2 separate regions of the Homo sapiens genome follow, and region 1 is linked to region 2. Evidence: chromatin contacts called from ENCODE Hi-C or POLR2A ChIA-PET data. All regions are on one chromosome and are shown on one strand. Each heading gives the region's core, a stretch centred on a gene start or an enhancer-like site at or near the end of the contact. The rest is flanking DNA. Distances are from core to core; before and after follow the strand shown.

Region 1 (4,018 bases), core at 1,138-3,637, 870 kb before region 2:
GTTCGAGACAAGCCTGGCCAACATGGTGAAACCCCATCTCTACTAAAAATACAAAAATTAGCCGGGCATGGTGGCAGGTGCTTATAATCCCAGCTACTCGGGAGACTGAGGCAGGAGAATCACTTGAACCTGGGAGGCAGAGGTTGCGGTGAGCCGAGATCGCATCATTGCACTCCAGCCTGGGTGACAAGAGTGAAACTCCATTTCAAAAGAAAAAAAAACCCAGAAACCTTCAGCCTCCTCCCATGTGAAGAGGCCTGCGATGCCTGTGGGGGCTGCTGCTGTGGTGTGGTTGGTCTTGATTTTCTTAGGCCCCTTGCAAAAATTGTTACTGGCTCTTTCCAAATGGAGGCCAGGGAGATGGGCAGAGGTCTGAGGAAAGGTTTAAGAGGCTTCCAAGGCTGAGAGGTTCAAATAGTACAGGATAAAGGGCAGGCTGCTTGTGAGACCTGAGGAGGGCTCCCAGAAGACCCTGAGCTTGGCCAAAGAGACTCAGCTGTTTCCCCAGGGCTTGGTGCTCCAGCAGGTGCTGGGAAGGCAGCTGTGAGTGGAACAAAGTCTCTGCTCTTCTGGAAATTGCATTCTTTCTCTCAGACATTTCTTCTGACGGGACATGCTGAGAAAATGTGGGGTTTTCTGTGACCCCATGTCCCACTTTCCAGAGCATGAATGTGCAATATTTGAGCCATTTTATGTTTTCAGAATGTGAGTGTCACTGCCCTCTCAAAGGGAAGGGTGCACAGAGAAGCAGTTGGGAAGTGAGGAAAGAAGAAGAGGGACTCATCGCAGGCATGCAGGCAGATGGGGGATGAGCTCAGAGGCAAACTCTAGAGAAAGGGAAAATGTGTCAGGGAGAGGCCCAGGGCCCTGGGAGGGACCAAGAGGGATGGAATGAGTTCTTACGCCAGTTTCTACGTGCTCATGAGCTGTGGGCTTGGGGGATTACCATCCCCGCCCTGTGATTACCCAGGCAACTAGTTTCCCACAATGGTAATGTTCTTAGTCTTCAAAGAGCAAAGATTCTTAAAATTGTTTGGTTTGTGTGCTCCTTAGAGAATTTGAAGACAGCTGTGTACCTTCTCCCCAGGAAAAAAAAATGTACCTACTTCTCCCCACAACACAAAATTGTACAGACAATTTCAGGGATTCCGAGTATTTCCCTGAGGCCAGCCTATGGTCCATTTGGGGTTTGTATATGTGCGCTTTAGAAGCAGAATCCAAAATTAGATTGTAATTTAGATTCCTGAGGGGTTTTGTGTGTGTTTGCTTCTCATTCTCTAATTTGGAAATACGGCGATTATTTTGACCTGACTGCATGCATATTTGGATGCCTTATAAAAATAAAAACTTAAAATATAATGATAAAGGAATTTTTTAAGTCCATCATCCCTCACCCTTCCCTATCTTTGGTCTTCTTCACCTCCTAGATGAGTGGGGCCCTGGGCTAGGAGGGGGAAGTCTGTTTTACAAAGGTCGAAGAATAGGTCAGCATCATGAGTTATTTTGGACACAGAGGAGGTACTTGGTACTGTTCTCACATGGGAAGGAGTCAGCTAGTAGACTGAGTAGGGAAAAAGGGCAAAACCAGGATTTTTGTGAGAGAGAAGAGGAAAAAGCCCCAGGTAGGGAGAATAGTGAATCTTGTCAGTCCTGTCAGTGGTGGCGAGGCTGGACTCCTGGTCTGTAGACCCCGGCGGGCTCCCCCTGTGTTGTGTCTGCTTGGGGCTTTGCATCTGCACCTGCTGTGCCCTAGGGTTCACACCATTTCTCTCATCAGAATTTCTCACAGTATATTTTACACGTTTTAAAAACGGAAATTTTAGAGTTTATGGTTAGATTATGAAAAGGGACTGGATGTTAAAATGTCCTTAGCACCCAAAAACCACATCATCAAAATTATTTCTCATGCATCCTACCCAAACAAATAAGCAAGAAACAATAAATGTCATTTGCCTTTTGAAATGTATTCAGAGCGGTGTGTGTGTGTTGGACTGAAGACTAAATTTCCTCTGTTAGGAATGTATAAACCTTGCAATTTTATCTAAGATTTTACACTAAAATTCAATGAAATGAAATGAAAACGTAAGCATTTAATAGTGGTTTTAAAAATCAGTAACTTTTGTTCATCTGTGTTTTCTTTTTAGAATGAAGTGATGGAGGCTGGTCTCTGTCTGAAAGCAGTGCTCTACCAAGTCCTGGAGATGAAGGGAATTCACTCTGTTTTGCAGAAAAGATTCTGTGGATTAATACAGAAGCACCAGCAACACCAGAGGGGTGGAGACTCCTTTCTCTCCCGATTCTACAGTCTGGCTCTAAGCCCAGTAAAACAGCTCCCGAGCACTGCTTCAGCTGGGTCCAGTCTTGACAAAGGCAGGAAGCCAGCTAGGGTGGGGGCGATAGGGTCAGCGGGTATGTCCCACTGTTGGAGGTCACTGGTATTCTGTTTGTTTTTGTTTTGTTTCGTTTTGTTTTTTGAGACAGGGTCTCGTTCTGTCGCTTAGCTGGAGTGCGGTGGCGTGATCATGGCACTGCTATTCTTGAAGCACTCCACCCACCTGGGCTACTTTTTCTTTAGTGCAGAGGTGCACTGTCTTCTTTTAGGTGGGATCGCGTAAGCATGAGCTGGTAGAGCACGGAGAGGCAGGCAGCCAGGTTACGAAGACTAAGCCAATTATTCACTGAAGTCATCCTCCTCCCCCCCACCATTCGATTTGATCTACCTCTAAGCCAGGCTGTGAAGAAAAGGAAGGCACTTTAGAAGACCTCAGCAGTGTGGTTCTGTGTCTACTTCCATGACCTGTACCTGAGTATCTTAGCCAGCCAGCCTTAGGAACACCACCAAGGTTACTTTGAAATCTATGTATATAGCTAGTTACAGACGGGAGCTATGTGTTTCTTCATTATTTTGCAGCTCCTCGTTGTTCCTGTGATTCCTGAACACCTTTTTGGAAATATGGGTCTCTGTGAGTTTTGAGCACACTACTATCACTTTGGATAGTCACTCCATTTATATTTTTATAAACTTCCATTAGAGAATCATTAAGGCTGTTTAATATCTGCTCTGGATATTACGCATTGGCTTTTTGTTGCCTAGTGCTACAAACCTTCCTGTGGGACTCAGTGTCTTCAGGCAATGATTGTGTATCCTGTTACAGATGGTTGTGATACAAGAAGAACCACTCTTCTTTGAAAATAAACTCTTGGAAGCTTTTGCCAGCTATTTGGGGGGTAGGAGGAATATTAGCAACTGTATTGGTTGTCTACAGATACAGAATTGCCTGTTGTGAGGGAACTGATTGTTTTGTTGGGAAAAGAAATTTACCAGGAGAAAGAGTTTTGTGCTGTATTGTGAGAGATCTCGCCTCTCAGTTAAATGAGCCCTGGGTTAAAGTCAGTGTGAAGGGCAGCTGTGTGCGGGCACGAGCCAGAGTGTCTGCCTCAGACTAGATTTGACTTGAGTTCTTTATGACCCAGGACTCTGGATAATGTGAATTTGCTTTCCTATTTAACTAGAAGATACATGTACTATAGATCATTGTCTCATTTTAGTGATTGTTCCTTAAACTAGTGAAACTAGTGGATTTCTCTTCTTCCTCTTTATTTTCTGCATGTTAAATGTGAACCTTAGTGTATTTGTATTTTGTAGAAAATAATGAAAAATTTTAATGGAGAATGATTTAAAAACATTTACAATACATTATTTTTGCATCTGTGTTGTTGCATTCCCATTGGCTGAGCTTTGGGCTGGGTTTTTGTTTGTTTGTTTTTTGCAGTAAATGGTGTTGAGCATAATTTTTTTCATTTCCCTTAGGGCAGCTTCCTCTTCTGGGTGAATAAGATCAAGCCAAGTTTGGCTGGGGCGGCCTGGGTTCTCCCCTCTGTTCCAGCAAGAGCAGGCAGAGGCCATCCCCTCCTCTTTCTCTGAGGCCCTCTCTGGCAGGACTTGGTATCTGAAAGGGCTTGGACTTGAAGGAACAGCCTGTTCATGTCTGGAGGCAGGATTTGGTTTTGTTCTTCC
Region 2 (3,871 bases), core at 1,223-3,722:
AGACAATTAAAGGATATTAGAAATTCTGTTTTGGACCTAGGAAATGGGAGGCGCATATTAGACAGCAAGATTTTCTAATCTACAGTCCTTCTTTTCCCTACTTGGACTAAAACCCTATTCTGAATCTTAGCCCTGACCTAGTCCTGATCTAGCAGGCTAGATCCTGACTCCCAATCTACACTTATTGGCTAAGCTCCTACTCCACACACAAAAAGACCACCTCGAACCAAGATGCTGCCAACAACAACAGATTCACAGTACTATTGCCAGAACCCAGAAAGTCCTGTCACAACATCCTATCCACCAGACTTGATTCCCTTCAATACTAATTTTGTTTTTATTATTTTTTTAGGGACAGTCTCGTTTTGTTGCCCAGGCTCAAGCGATCCTCCTGCCTTGGCCTCCCAAAGTGCTAGGATTACAGGTGTGAGCCTCTTTTCCTGGGCTTTGATAATTCCCTGTAGACCAGATGATTTCCACTGCAGCCCTACAATGGGGTTATTATAAACTAATTCCTCCCAATTCTAGCCCTCACCTGTCTCACTAGTAGGTCTCACTGCTATGTATGTTTCATATTTGAACTTCTGCAAATTATGAGTTTAATCATGTTGAGGGAAAACATAGTGTATTATTAACTCTAAATCATCCTGAAGTTTTATATGCTTTGTTTACACAGATGCTTTTAAAAGATGAAGTGAAAGAGAAAAAAATATATAAATTGTCAAGTGGTTTTACTAGTCATACTTCTTTCCAGTAGACCGTTTGATCCTTCAAGCTTTGCATGACAAGACAATTTGTTGCAAAAACTGTCCTGTCAAATAATTCTAAAATGATTTGTCCTATCAGGTGAAATCCAAAATGATTTAGAATTCAGAAACATGAATGATTATTAAATGAATACTATAATGTCTATTAATCCCGGAACACCTCTAAAACCTTTCTAAGAATCGCCAAAACTCTTTTATGCTCTTATTTCCAAACCTGGGGTTCCAAGGTTTGAAAACAAAATGGCATGTATAAAAGCACTTTCAAAGTATATTACATACACAGCGTCAGGCCTCTGAGCCCAAGCTAAGCCATCATATCCCCAGTGACCTGCACGTATACATCCAGAAGGCCTGAAGATCCACAGAAGGGAAAACAGCTTAACTGATGACATTCCACCATTGTGATTTGTTTCTGCCCTATCCTAACTGATCAATGTTCTTTATAATCTCCCCCACCCTTAAGAAGTTTCTTTGTAATTCTCCCCACCCTTGAGAATGTACTTTGTGAGATCTACCCTCTGCCCCTAAAACATTGCTCTTAACTCCACCGCCTGTCCCAAAACCTATAAGAACTAATGATAATCCCACCACCTTTGCTGACTCTCTTTTGGGACTCAGCCCACCTGCACCCAGGTGAAATAAACAGCCTTGTTGCTCACACAAAGACTGTTTGGTGATCTCTTCACATGGATGAGTGAAACACACACTAATGAGAATCCCAAATTTCTGATGTATACAACAGAGTATTATACACACTTTTATACATGGAGGAGAGAGAATAGCGAACAGAAAGGCACCCCAAACCCTAATGCAAAGAGCAATAAAAAATTAGCCAGCCAGCAGCACATCAGGCTGCCGTATTGGCTGCCCTCAAAGTCGCAGGTTCTGTTCATTAATTTTTGTATCATATTTATTCAAGAATTGTACTGTTTAATTACTGAACAACCTGGGGAATAGCTCAAGAAACCATGAGTTACCCTTTCTGGGCTGCTGATGTTTTAGAAAACCTAGTTTTTTTAACATATGAATATTTTTCAGTTATTCATTTCATCATTATGATACCTGTATCTCCCATTTCAGTACTGATCGACTTTAGGGAGAAACTTTTGAAATAAGATGATATTACGAAACGTCCACGAAACAATTCTGTAACATCTGTGCAAAACTGTTTTTATAAGAAATCTCTAAAATTTAATGACATTTCCTGCACCTATAGTGAAGGCGGAAATACAAACAGTCCCTTCCACGAAAACGAGGTGCTATTACAATCACATTTCTCATCAGCCCTTTTCTTTTTTGCAAAAGTGTTTATCCTAGTGCTGCGGACTTACGACAAACGTCAACAGTTAATAAGATAACCAAAAACTGTGAAAATCAAACGTTCCTGGAATGCATCGGAGCTTCACACTTTAGTCCTTCGCTTGAGACTCAAAGGCCACATGGCCAGATAGGTCTTTCACCTCTGCAAACCGTTAAACATCCTTCCAGTAAGACATAATCGTTAAGCCCACGGTGTTAAAGAAACCCAGTGAGCTGTTCCCCGCAGGTCACCGCCTGCCTCCACCCTCCTCCCGCGCACTGAAGGCAAAACACTTAGACCGGAACGAGCGAGGCCAGAGGAGACAACAACTCCCAGCAGGCGTCGCGGCAGCGGGAAGTCACGCACGCGCAACCCAGGCCACAGGAGTAAAATCTCTCTGCCCGTCTTCTGGGAAGGGAGAATGGCGGCGCCCGGGCTGCGGCTGGGAGCGGGAAGACTCTTTGAAATGCCTGCGGTGCTAGAGCGACTGAGCCGCTATAATAGCACGTCCCAAGCTTTTGCTGAGGTGCTGCGGCTGCCGAAGCAGCAGCTGAGGAAGCTGCTGTACCCGCTGCAGGAAGTAGAGCGGTTCCTCGCCCCCTACGGGAGGCAAGACCTTCACCTGCGTATCTTTGACCCAAGCCCGGAGGACATAGCCAGGGCGGACAACATCTTCACGGCCACTGAACGGAACCGCATCGACTACGTCAGCTCCGCCGTCCGTATCGACCACGCCCCGGACCTTCCGCGGCCAGAGGTGAGAGGCGATTCTCACGGTTCACCTGCGCGCCGGCGTCACAGCGCTAACCGCTTCCCTGGCCGTCCGGCTCGCGGGTGATTTTGCGGTTGTATTTTCTAGCTTTATGTTGGCGCATATATTATTTTAACTCAATAGGCATATGTCGATGCTCCCTGTACGTGGGGATACCCGAGAAACCCATTGTTAAGTACAAAATGCAGTCAATACCCATAAACCCATGGTAAAGTCAAAAATCGTTAAGTCGACCCACTGTAAGCAGAGACTGCCTGTATACAGCTTAAATTATTTTGGAATGAATATAGAAGACTTCAAAATGCTTTAAAAGCTTTTCAAACCCAAATTAAGCATTCAAAAAATTAACTCTCCTTTTTTCTTCTATTTAACTTAAGTAGGGAAAACATGCCAGACAAATTAGACAGAATTTAGACAGTGAAGAATAGGAAACGAATAATAGTTTCACAAATGAGATGGTCCTTATCAATAAGTAACTTTCGCCTAATCTAAATTTCCTATCGTGCAAAAATAATAATCTCTAGATGGCAATAATGTGGAAAAATTTTTATAACAACGTTTATTAGTGAAATTTCATGAGTGAGCATTCTTGCATGTCCTACAATTTATTGATATTCTGTTCTAAGTCTGCTAAAAGGCATCTCAACTCTCCATATGTATTTACACTAAGTGCACCATTGCCCAGAGATATTTCGTCTAAATATATGTGGAACTATAGTCAGGATTCAAAGAGTACCTCAATTATTTAATGATTTTGAGACAGCCATTGCTTTTTTATTTAAGCTTCTAAATTACTGGACTTTTTTGTAATTCGTTTTTAAAATTCAGTTTTATCTACATATTAGCATTAGATTTGCTCTGGCAGAGCATTTAAAATTTTTGCAGGACTCAGATCAATTAATTTTGAAGAACTGACCAGAATTTTCCAGGATAGGATCCCTGGCCCCTGCCCACTAAATGTCCCCCAATTGTCTTGATAACCAAAAATGCCCTTAAAATCTCCAAAATGTCCCTCAAGGGGCAGTACGGCCG

Evidence for each region. Hi-C counts contacts between places; a loop is a spot of excess contacts on that map. ChIA-PET counts read pairs that join two places held with the same protein, here RNA polymerase II (POLR2A). Pooled maps may share reads with other maps.
Region 1: a pooled map shows a loop between it and region 2 (6-fold over the local background). The contact joins the enhancer-like site here to the promoter of GTPBP8 in region 2. A Hi-C loop is called at or near these places in 2 of 168 maps with a recorded cell type or tissue (both naive thymus-derived CD4-positive, alpha-beta T cell), 9 of 37 single-sample maps with no recorded cell type and 13 of 50 pooled maps. POLR2A ChIA-PET finds 5 or more read pairs at or near these places in 1 of 52 experiments (OCI-LY7).

What each region holds. Positions count from the first base shown.
Region 1 is chr3:112,114,498-112,118,515 of GRCh38, forward strand. It overlaps C3orf52 (chromosome 3 open reading frame 52), which reads left to right. Exons shown (of 6, transcript NM_024616.3): 6 at 2,145-3,713. The coding sequence ends at 2,149. Among named protein-coding and RNA genes, the nearest start is that of MIR567, 3.7 kb to the left of the region's middle. RefSeq lists enhancers at 339-598, 619-698, 709-758, 989-1,078, 1,635-1,694. Within about 2 kb of position 2,388, at least 3 of the 41 ENCODE cell types and tissues checked have a DNase peak (open chromatin) inside an H3K27ac peak, as active enhancers do; they include OCI-LY7, where a contact is called at or near this core.
Region 2 is chr3:112,988,512-112,992,382 of GRCh38, forward strand. GTPBP8 (GTP binding protein 8) reads left to right here and starts at 2,473. Exons shown (of 6, transcript NM_014170.4): 1 at 2,473-2,824. The coding sequence starts at 2,489. RefSeq lists enhancers at 2,015-2,642, 2,521-2,730.